Regions from separate parts of the Mus musculus genome. Here region 1 is linked to region 2. A link is a loop called in an ENCODE intact Hi-C map of the cell type or tissue named here. Cell type or tissue: left cerebral cortex. All regions are shown on one strand.

Evidence for each region. Peaks named below come from ENCODE experiments on the same cell type or tissue, not always from the same donor. Only the 100,000 strongest peaks of a DNase experiment are listed, where the experiment ranks them.
Region 1: a loop joins it to region 2, with 4 times the contacts of the local background. A loop is called at or near these places in 3 of 42 quality-filtered maps.

What each region holds. Positions count from the first base shown.
Region 1 is chr1:141,958,999-141,963,998 of GRCm38, reverse strand. No RefSeq gene overlaps it. Among named protein-coding and RNA genes, the nearest start is that of Gm25457, 660 kb to the right of the region's middle. In left cerebral cortex, a CTCF peak has its summit at 2,069 (motif pointing left); a DNase peak (open chromatin) is centred at 2,035.
Region 2 is chr1:143,642,059-143,647,058 of GRCm38, reverse strand. The region is part of intron 10 of Cdc73 (cell division cycle 73, Paf1/RNA polymerase II complex component); the gene reads left to right. It overlaps B3galt2 (UDP-Gal:betaGlcNAc beta 1,3-galactosyltransferase, polypeptide 2), which reads right to left. Exons shown (of 2, transcript NM_020025.4): 2 at 1-1,053. The coding sequence starts at 931. Among named protein-coding and RNA genes, the nearest start is that of B3galt2, 3.9 kb to the right of the region's middle. In left cerebral cortex, a CTCF peak has its summit at 2,608; DNase peaks (open chromatin) are centred at 676, 918, 1,508, 2,646 and 1 more place; H3K4me3 peaks cover 5,000 bases; H3K27ac peaks cover 3,282 bases.

The DNA.
Region 1 (5,000 bases), 1.7 Mb after region 2:
ATTAAAAACCATATTCAGGTTAAAATTAAAATCTCTATGTTGTAAGAGCTAACCTAATATCATGGAAAGCTAAGAGTATAAAATGTTATTACATTCAGAACTGGTATATTTTAATATCTGTATTAATGCATGTATAAAAATATATTTAAATCTGAAAAATGTATAAATATTTTGGTGACATTTTCTGCATATGAGTATATAAATCAATCAAAAATTTTATTTTCACCAGTAGTTTAAACATCATAAAATAATATTCATGGTGAAACTGTAAAGCAAGGCAGCAGTGCTACATTATCAGTGAGAATATGAATCATCATTGTCTTGAGAAAACTGTAGGAAACATTCAGCTCTGAGCTTTATGACATACACTGTTGACCTCAGCATGCACATGTCAAGGCAGGCAGAACTTTTTGAGTTCAAGGCCACCCTGGACTACAGAAAGAGACTCTCTTAAGGAAAAAAGAGCAGGGGGAAGAAAAAAATGTAATACAAATATTAAGTAACCTTATCATGAAAGTCTTTAACATACATCTTTTTTTACAGATTTATTTATTATATATAAGTACACTGTAGCTGTCTTCAGACACTCCAGAAGATGGAATCAGATCTTGTTACAGATGGTTGTGAGCTACCATGTGGTTGCTAGGATTTGAACTCCGGACCTTTGGAAGAGCAGTCAGGTGCTCTTACCCACTGAGCATTCTCACCAGCCCCTTAACATACATGTCAAATCACATGCTAATGAATGTGGTGAACGCTGATGACTGATTTATTCCGTTTCCTCCCAGTTATGGCTGACATGCAATATATGGTATCTGTGATATTTGTGATTATAGTTGACTTTCAAATTACACTAGTGAAATACATTTTTGTCAGTTTTGATCTGCTACTGAAATATTCAGAGATAAGAGAATTTAAGAGTAAATTCTTATTCTGCTATTGATTGTGAAGAAATCAGTACAGCTCTGATCTCTGTAATGGGCACTTCCTAATTCTAAATTATAGACTATGCTGGCACTTCTTACAGAGAAACAGTCCTGGTTTCTAATTCAAAATGACTAAGGTGTCTTTTAAATGCAAAATAGGTGTACTTTGGCCTTCTGAATGATTCTGGAATCTCTCTCTCTTTCTCTCTCATACACACATACACATACACACTCACATGCTCAAATACATTTTAATTGATATCTTTTTATGCAAGTAACCAATTTGTTATATGTTTGCTTACATGTGGTTGAGAACGTTGTCTAACATACTATTTGAGATATTAAAAAAAAAAAAAACAGGATCAAGTTTGGCTTTCAGATTTTGTTATACAGGCAATATGGATCCAATTTTATTATAGGTCCTGTTAAGCCATGTCATTTCATACTGGATCTTTAGATACAGATGTAGTTAACAATTGCCATAAGGAATTAAATGGTATTGAAGTATAGTTAGTCAGAATGTCACTGGAAAAGAATGCAAGTATAAAATCAAGATCATGAAAATTATTATATTGAGATTTTGCTTGTCTGCTTTTATCTAGTGGGTTGAAAAGTAACAGTGTCTTAAAATACATCTATCATAGATTTATAAAAGACCAAGGCAGAAAACCTGAGGGCTGACACAGCTGAAATAATAAGCAACTCTAATATTTGTTATTTAAAGAATTATAACTCAGGTATTACATACAGCTTAACACATCTTTCGTTTGTTGATTTTTGTGTAGCAGATATTTAATTAGAAGAGAACAATCAACCAAGATCCCGACTGTTGATATTTGATGGGAAAAAACTCTCTGAGCGCCAAAATTCTCCAATTCACCATAAACTCTGACTAGCAATGGTAACTTTATCTTTTAAGGAAATTCTACTTGCTCTCATGCCAGAAGACTGTACCCTCTATCAGTTTACAATTAAAACCAAATTTATATTCCAAAATACTTCAAACAAAAGCATAAACAATTATTAAAATTGTAGTACTTTGGGGCTGGAGAGATCTGAGATTAATTCCTGTACCCACACTGGCTGACTCCCAATCACTTTTAATTTCATCTACAGAATATCAAACGCCCTCTTCTGGTCTATACGGGTACTGCACCCCTAATCACACCCTCACAGGGAAAAACATACATATTCTATTTTTTAATGTAATACTTTGACAATATTCTTATTTTAAGCAAAAGTAATTCAGTATAAAGGCATGTAAGCATTTATTATTTTCCTGTTTATTCAAAGTCTTGAATAACAATGAATTTGGGAACTTATATATAAACAGTAGAAAACTGTCAATTACAGTTATTTTCTTATATAAAAATAAATATTGACGCTTACAATTCTTTTTTATACTTATTATTTTACTATGAGTCCCTATCCATATATTGGTTTCCAGATTTCTATGGCTATAGTACAGTGCTTATGCAAGTAAACATTATCGTATTAAATACACGTATTTATGTGTTCTTATTTAGGGAAATCACGTTGTTCTAATAGTTGTAGATCCAATATGCAAATGCATACATTTTTAAATCATGCTCCCATATATTAATTCAGATATAAGGGATCTGGAAAACATTTATATGTAAGATATTTGAACTCTTACCATAAACTTGTTGAGAAACATTTTAATCTTCTTTTAATATGTCCACATACTATATCAGAATGACTGAAACGGCTAAATCTTTAGACTGCAAAATGTATAAATATATATTTTCAAATTTGTTGTTAAAGCCATAAAAAGTAGTATTTGATGGTTAAAGTCATAAAATGTAGTTTGTAGTGATTATAGAAATGTAATCTTCTGATTCTTATCCTACTTTTATTTATAAAACTTTTACAGTTTTACATTTTACTACCGTATAGCATTATTGTATTCGAGATGTAGTCGGGAAAGAATAAAATCTCCCAATACCAAAATTCTCCAACTCCCCATAAACTCTGACTAGCATTGAAAATTTATCTTATGAGGAAATGTTTCTTCCTCTCATGCCAGAAGTACATACCCTCTATCAATTTATACCTAAAATCAAAATTATATTCCAAAATACTTCAAACAAAATCATAAACTAGACATGTATAATAATTTCAAAGTACCATTTATGTAACACGTCATTGCTTTCTATGATTAACATTGATAAGACTAATGCAACAGCAAATTGACTGATTTTTTTTTCCCCCTAAAACGGTTTCTCTGTGGCCTTGGCTGTCCTGAAACCTACTTTGTAGGCCAGGCTGTCCTTAAACTCACATAGATCTGCTTGCCACTGCTTTTCTAGTGTTGGACTTAAAGGCATGAGCCACTAATGTCCACATACTAGACATTCACAATTTTTGTCCTGTAGGAAGAATCATGGTCACCACAGATACCTGGTCATGGATAATGGTACCGACATCAACATTACAAGACCTGCTGAGAACTTCATTGAGTGTACTTTATTAGTCTGGAACTTCCATTAACAAGATGAAACAGACAACTCTACTGAGACCAAAGGTAGTTCTATGAATTCTGACAAAATATTAAAACAAAATCTATAAATAATGTAACAAAGAATACAGATGAAACTAATGAAGGAAGATTTGTATTCAAATTTTGGAAGACTGTTTATTTGAAACATGTATATATATATATATATATATATGTATATACATATATATATATATATACATATTTGTCTATAAATTATCATAAACATCATGGTCATGGTGAACTTTGTTTATTATGCTCTGCCAATTGCTAAAGAAAATCTTGGAAACACAGTTGCACGACTTTTAAAGCCACTTATAATGTTCATCTTCATTATGAATATATATACTTATATATCTCCACAAATAACAGACTAAGTGATAATATCCTCTCAGTATTATTTATGCTTTTGATTATGTAGTATCACCTCTTAATATATCATTTGCTCCCTGGTGTCTGATCTGACATTTGCTGTCTATGCTTCCTTTGTTACTTGATATTCTCGATGTACATTTTATAACATTATTTTCAAAATGTTTATTTTTTGTCATTTTTGCTTGTGGTATTGGGGATTTTGTACATCAGTACATCCTAAGCATGATTGTCTTGCTAAGTGCTAATACCTGTGACCTACCTTAAGTCCAAAAGTAGAAACTTCAGCCAGAATTTTCCTTCATTTTGACGAATCTAAAACATTTAGACAAAAGTAAAATGTTTGTAGTCCATTTTTCTTGAATTGGGAACACAGGTAAAATATGATGCTTCTGTTGCAGGAAGGGGAGAGTAAGAAAGAAGAGGGCAATTCTAAGGATAAGATATGGAAATTTACATTATTTTCCTCCAAGATTTTAGGTCCACAATTTTCTTTCCTTTCACTGTATCATAAAGACCTAGTTCAGTTTTGATAATATGAACACTGCAGTATTTTTATATAGAGGATCTCAAGGATAAATAAAAAGGCTTTGATCTAGTTACACCAAATATCTAGTGTGTGAGAAGGAGAAGAGTGACATAAGTCTTTACAGAAAGAACTTGCATAGAACTACATTAAAATGAAATCAATGTGAGTGGTTTCAGTAGGAAGTCTACTTATAATTATTGTGTGAAATGCATCTCTCTAAGAGGAAATATTCATTAAGAGGTTAGTTTTGTCTCAATTAGCTCAGTGGTTGCTTTATGTCCCAATCAATAAATTCAAATATTCCATACAAATTAATCAAAATAGTCTTTGTGCACTGGTGGAGAAACACGTTGCTAAAGCATTTGCTTGATGGAAAGGAGCTGGCTGTCCGTAAAGATAAAAGAATACAGTGTGGTGATTATCATGTAAAGAACTGACATACACTATTTAATAGAATCTAAAACAATACAAAACCAGGATTGTAACTTGCCAGACATCTAAAGTTCTCTAGACCACCGCTCCTTTCAGCGAGAGGACGGAGAGTTCTGAGGACATTTGGAGGAACATTTTACTAAGTGGAATCTCATCAGGAAGCACTTCAAAGAAATGCTTTGTAATGTTCAAATATAAATGTACTTTGAAGACCTTTCTTTTA
Region 2 (5,000 bases):
AGACAGGGTAGCGCTCACTTGGGTAAAGGTCTGGTGGCATGTACCACTTACTGTCTTTGTTTCTGTTCGGTGCATATCCTCTCATTAGATAGCCAGTAAAATAGTTATGTCTAGGAGGCAGGTCTGGCTTTAGTAACTTGTGTATTAAGTATTCTGTGTTGACAAACATGTCACTGTCCGTTTTCATAACATAGGGAGTATGTGGACAGTATGTTGCAACCCAGTTCATACCCATTAGTGTTTTAATGGTCAGATTATAGTATGTATCTAAATATTCCTGCTGAATTATATCATGATACTGTCTGCTTTCTTCTTGAATTGCATGTTGAAGATAGCCATTTAGCTTAATACTTATGCCCAACAAAAAAACCCGTATGATTTGGATGCCAGGTGCCAAAGTTTCATTGCCCCAAGTTTGCCGTATAGCTCTTCTTGCTTCGATTTGTCCAGGTTCTGCAGCTATTAATAGTATTAAAAATGGACTTTTCTCTTGGCATTTTTCAGGCTCATTGATAATATATTTGAAATGGTAAGAGTTTGGATGTCCAGTTCCTTTTTCATTATAAATGCTGCCATTGGCACTGAGAGTGTTCTGCAGCCCTGTGACTCCCTGTGGTGATAGCTCGGTGTTACTGGAGTTGCTTGCTGTGTGAGGCCTCAGAGTCTGAGGAGCTACTTCTTTCCAGATGGTCCGAAGGGAGCTATGGTTTGTCTCACTTTTTGTAGAACGAAATCCTCGGAAAGTGTATGTCACAGGATTTTCTTTGAATCCTGGTCTACCTGGTAACCAGTCATGATGATTGAAAAACAAGAACATAGCAAAGAGAAACACTAGAGAAAGCACACCCGTAAGGGGAGTCCGGAGCAGAGACCTCTTAGGGCTCCAGGTCATTTTTGCAAAGCAGCAGTGTCGTCTTCTCCACTGAAGCATGTTGTAAGTATCCAGTAGCAGTAATGGATGTCTGTGGCCAAAAACACTGTTGTTCCGTCCTCAGTCAATACTGCGCTTGATTCATCGTCTTCTGGTTCAGGTACATGTCCCTCGATGTCATTCTATAAAGATGAAGGAAGCATAATGATTTACAAAATGCAGAATTTTGCAAACTGCCTTAAAAAGTCAGCTAATAAAAGGACCTTTTTAAGCTGAGAAAAAACTGGATAAGGCAACATAAAATTACTGACAACAAGATTTATGTCTTTAAAAGATATTCTTGTGTGTAATGAACACTCGGAAGATAAGTGATAGATTAATTTTATTTTACTTACTTGATGATTTCGATAGCTCTGCTCATCTGTCCCTTTGACCTAAAGGGTTTTAATGTTGTGTCCATGTAGACAGGAAAAATGCTTTTAGATTTCTGACAAAGGCTCGGAAAGAGGGCCTTCAGAACAGATGGCAAATTTATTGACATTAATTAAAATTGATTTGACATAGCATGGCGATATGGTGCACAGTCAGTGGCCTTTTTTGGAAAATGGACATGTATTGGCTTTGGAACAGAAGGTGCAGGTTTAACTGTGGCAGAGTTCAGTTAGTCACAGTCACTGCTTGGCATGTTTCCAGTCTCTCCCCCTGACCCCCGTGTCAAAAAAGTCAGTGAGAAGATACACCTGTCAAAATTAATTTTTAGGGTTTAGTGAGTTCAGTGTGAGATTTTAGATAGCAATAAATAATTAACAATTTACAGTACTTTGCTAATTTTACCCATCCACCCTAAATAGTACATATCTAGGATATCAGTCTTATGTGTCAATGCTTTGGGCAAAGGGTGTGTATTTTGCAGTTTTTCTGGACTTCTTGAAAAATATAGACAATAGCTCCTACTATTGTGAACTGCTTTAAATTACACTTTCCACAAAATACATTTTAAAATATTCTTGAATTACACTTTTTTGCATGATCTGCAATGCCAGAAATTAGTTTAACTTTAAAGACTTTATAGTAGCATTACACTTATAGTTCTAGATCGTTCAGAAGTTCACAAGAAATTAGTGATGCCTCTTAGTGAAAACTGGCTGTTTTGCAAGAGGCTTTTCAGCATAGCATAAACTTATTTGTATTTGCTAATTTTTTCCTTGTTTTTACCTATTCATAGATAAAGAACTGAGGGTCATAGCAGTAGTTTGAATTCCAGTAAATGGTGTTTTATGAAATAGAGACACCATGCCTAGTTTTGGCTTTTTTTTTTTTTTTTTTTTTAGTTCTTAAAAAAACAAACAAACAAACAAACAAACAAACAAACCCAAAGTAGAAGTCATTTATATAATTATTAATTTTGAGGATGGTATTATTAAATTCTTTTGATCAATAAGTGATTTTTCTATTATTCACTGAAATAATTTCTTTAAACAAAGGAAATAAAAATTTTAACATAGCCACTTATTTCTAATTATATGTGTAAATGCTTGTGCTTATTTATCTCACGATAATGATCTACTTATGATTGATAGCAGTTTAGCTTATCCTCACATAAATGCATTTGAAAAGTAATAGAGTTTACAAGGAAGTTCTCAAAAAATTGAGTGATTGTAGCATAAAATTTACACACACACCTTTCAGTTACTGCTTGAAAGTGTTAGGTGGCTATCAATGAAGTACTATTCTAGTAACAACCACTAGGAGGAGCAAGTAGGTGGGAATTTGAACAGATTTCTAATGTGTAACAGGCACTAAGGTTTGATCTTGTTTCTGAAAATGAATGGTGCATTTAGTTACTAGCCTATACCTCAAACCTAAAAAAGTATTTAATCTCTCACACACACACACACACACACACACACAAAAGCACACATGTGCGCGCACACACACACAGACAGTAGTTTCTAAAAAATCTAATTTAGTCTTAGTTTTATTTACGTGAATTTAAATCTTACCATTCTATATAAAGACCAAAGCTATTACATTCTTTGCAACATGGTTTCTGCATGATATGAGTTTGAAATTACGGAGCTTCATGGCCTGATTTAGAAACAAATTTTCATGACTGTACTTATAACTAGATGTAATTCTACTTAAAGCAGAAAACTATTTTAAAGAGTACATATGAAAATTACTTTATGTGGTAGATAATGACCCCCCCACCCCCCACTTCATAATGAGAGTACTGGGTATTAAAGGGTTATGTATATAAATTTAAAAGTGAAGTTACTTTGGAAAGTTCATTTGATCTGTTTCAAGTATTATAAATATAAATGTATCAGCTTTGTGTTGATTTAACAATGCTTAGAACATGACTGAGATCTAGTCATTCAGATACTTTAAAAGTGCAAACTTTAAAGAAAAACAGTTCAAAATGAATTAAATTCCAGGTAGGATATTTCAATGAATGGATAAAAGACCTTAAAGGGATGAAGTATTGTAGTAAGACACATTGTTTACAAGAAAACAGTGTCCCTGAAGTGAAATTGTAAAGTGTTTGAATATTATAGGAATATTACAGATTTCAACCTATAAAATATAAAACACCCTTAAATTATTTATAATTAAGACAGAAAAGATATATTAAAAAATCTATTCAAAGACATGGCAAAATTTTTAATTCTTAGTTTTGTTGTTATTCAAGAACTAATATTCAACAATTTTATTGCAATTTTATATATATTCTTATGTGGTTCTATTATGATTTTATAAGATGGAGGTATGTTTTAATTTAAATTTTATAAGAATTGTATGTTTGTAAATATTAATCTAGGAGAGCTTGGAATTCCTGTACAAATACACCTATTTGATAACCTCCTACTGATAAATGAAACGTATGCATCTAGCCTTAAATTCATTTTTTTTCTAAAGTTTCTCAGGATAGAGATCTGTCTTTCTCTGTCTCCGTGTCTGTGTGTCTGTGTGTGTATGCTGTTAAGAAAGTAAAATTGCTGTAACTATTCCTCTTTTTGTTAGATGATAAAATTATTCACAGGTTAATGCCTGTTGAATATTAGTTCTTGGAAATAAGAAAACTAAGAGTTAAAATTTTGCCATGTCTTTTAATAGATTTTAAAAAAATAGATGTTTTCTGTTTTAATTATTATGATTTAAGTGTGTGTTTACCTCTTATAGACCGAAATTTGTAAGGATGTTACTATTTAATGTATCCTCCTATAGAGTTTCTGTCCTTTGACTTTTAAAAGTTGATATAAATATATTAGTTTCTAAAGACAGTCCCAGAGTTAAATGATGGTTTGATAAGAAACACTTGTATACTTTTAAAGCTTTGAAATATTTAGTTTATAAAGCTTAATTTCTAATAAAGATACCAACAGAGGCTGGATTTTTTTAAAAATTATTTTTGATTAGTTTCTGATTGTAATTTTTATCAGAATAAAGATACTTAGTTATGACTAGGAATCTCTTGATATATGACAAAGTCTAATACACTCATTCAGTCTTAATTCTACAACACACACAGTGCTTCCACAGGGGTTTTTTTTTTGGCTTTGTGATTGTTAGGGTAGTAAGTTTTATGAAAGTGAGAGGAAGAATCAAAATACGTAGAAAGGTTTGTAAGATTTTAGGAATATCTTTGAGTCCCTGACCCCGAGCACTCTAACGTTGATTGTTCCCAGGGTAGTTTATTCTGTCCTGCAGACACATGTAGAGGCAGTAGGCAGGTCATTATCACATGTAAATAAAGCTTAGAAACCTACTGTGGATATTATTTGACCTTGTATTTGACCATTATTAATATGTGCTGTATATTAAGCTATTTTATGTTAGTTTTTTTTTTTCCATTTTTTATTAGGTATTTAACTCATTTACATTTCCAATGCTATACCAAAAGTCCCCCATATCCACCCACCCCCACTCCCCTGCCCACCCACTCCCCCTTTTTGGCCCTGGTATTCCCCTGTACTGGGGCATATAAAGTTTGCAAGTATGTTAGTTTTTTAATTTCACTTTTATAATTAACTCCAGGAACAGTCTTACACTTGATTATTTAGAATCACTCTGTTACTTAAAAACTCCCTGTTTCACCAATCTATTTAGAGCAACTATTGATCTCTCT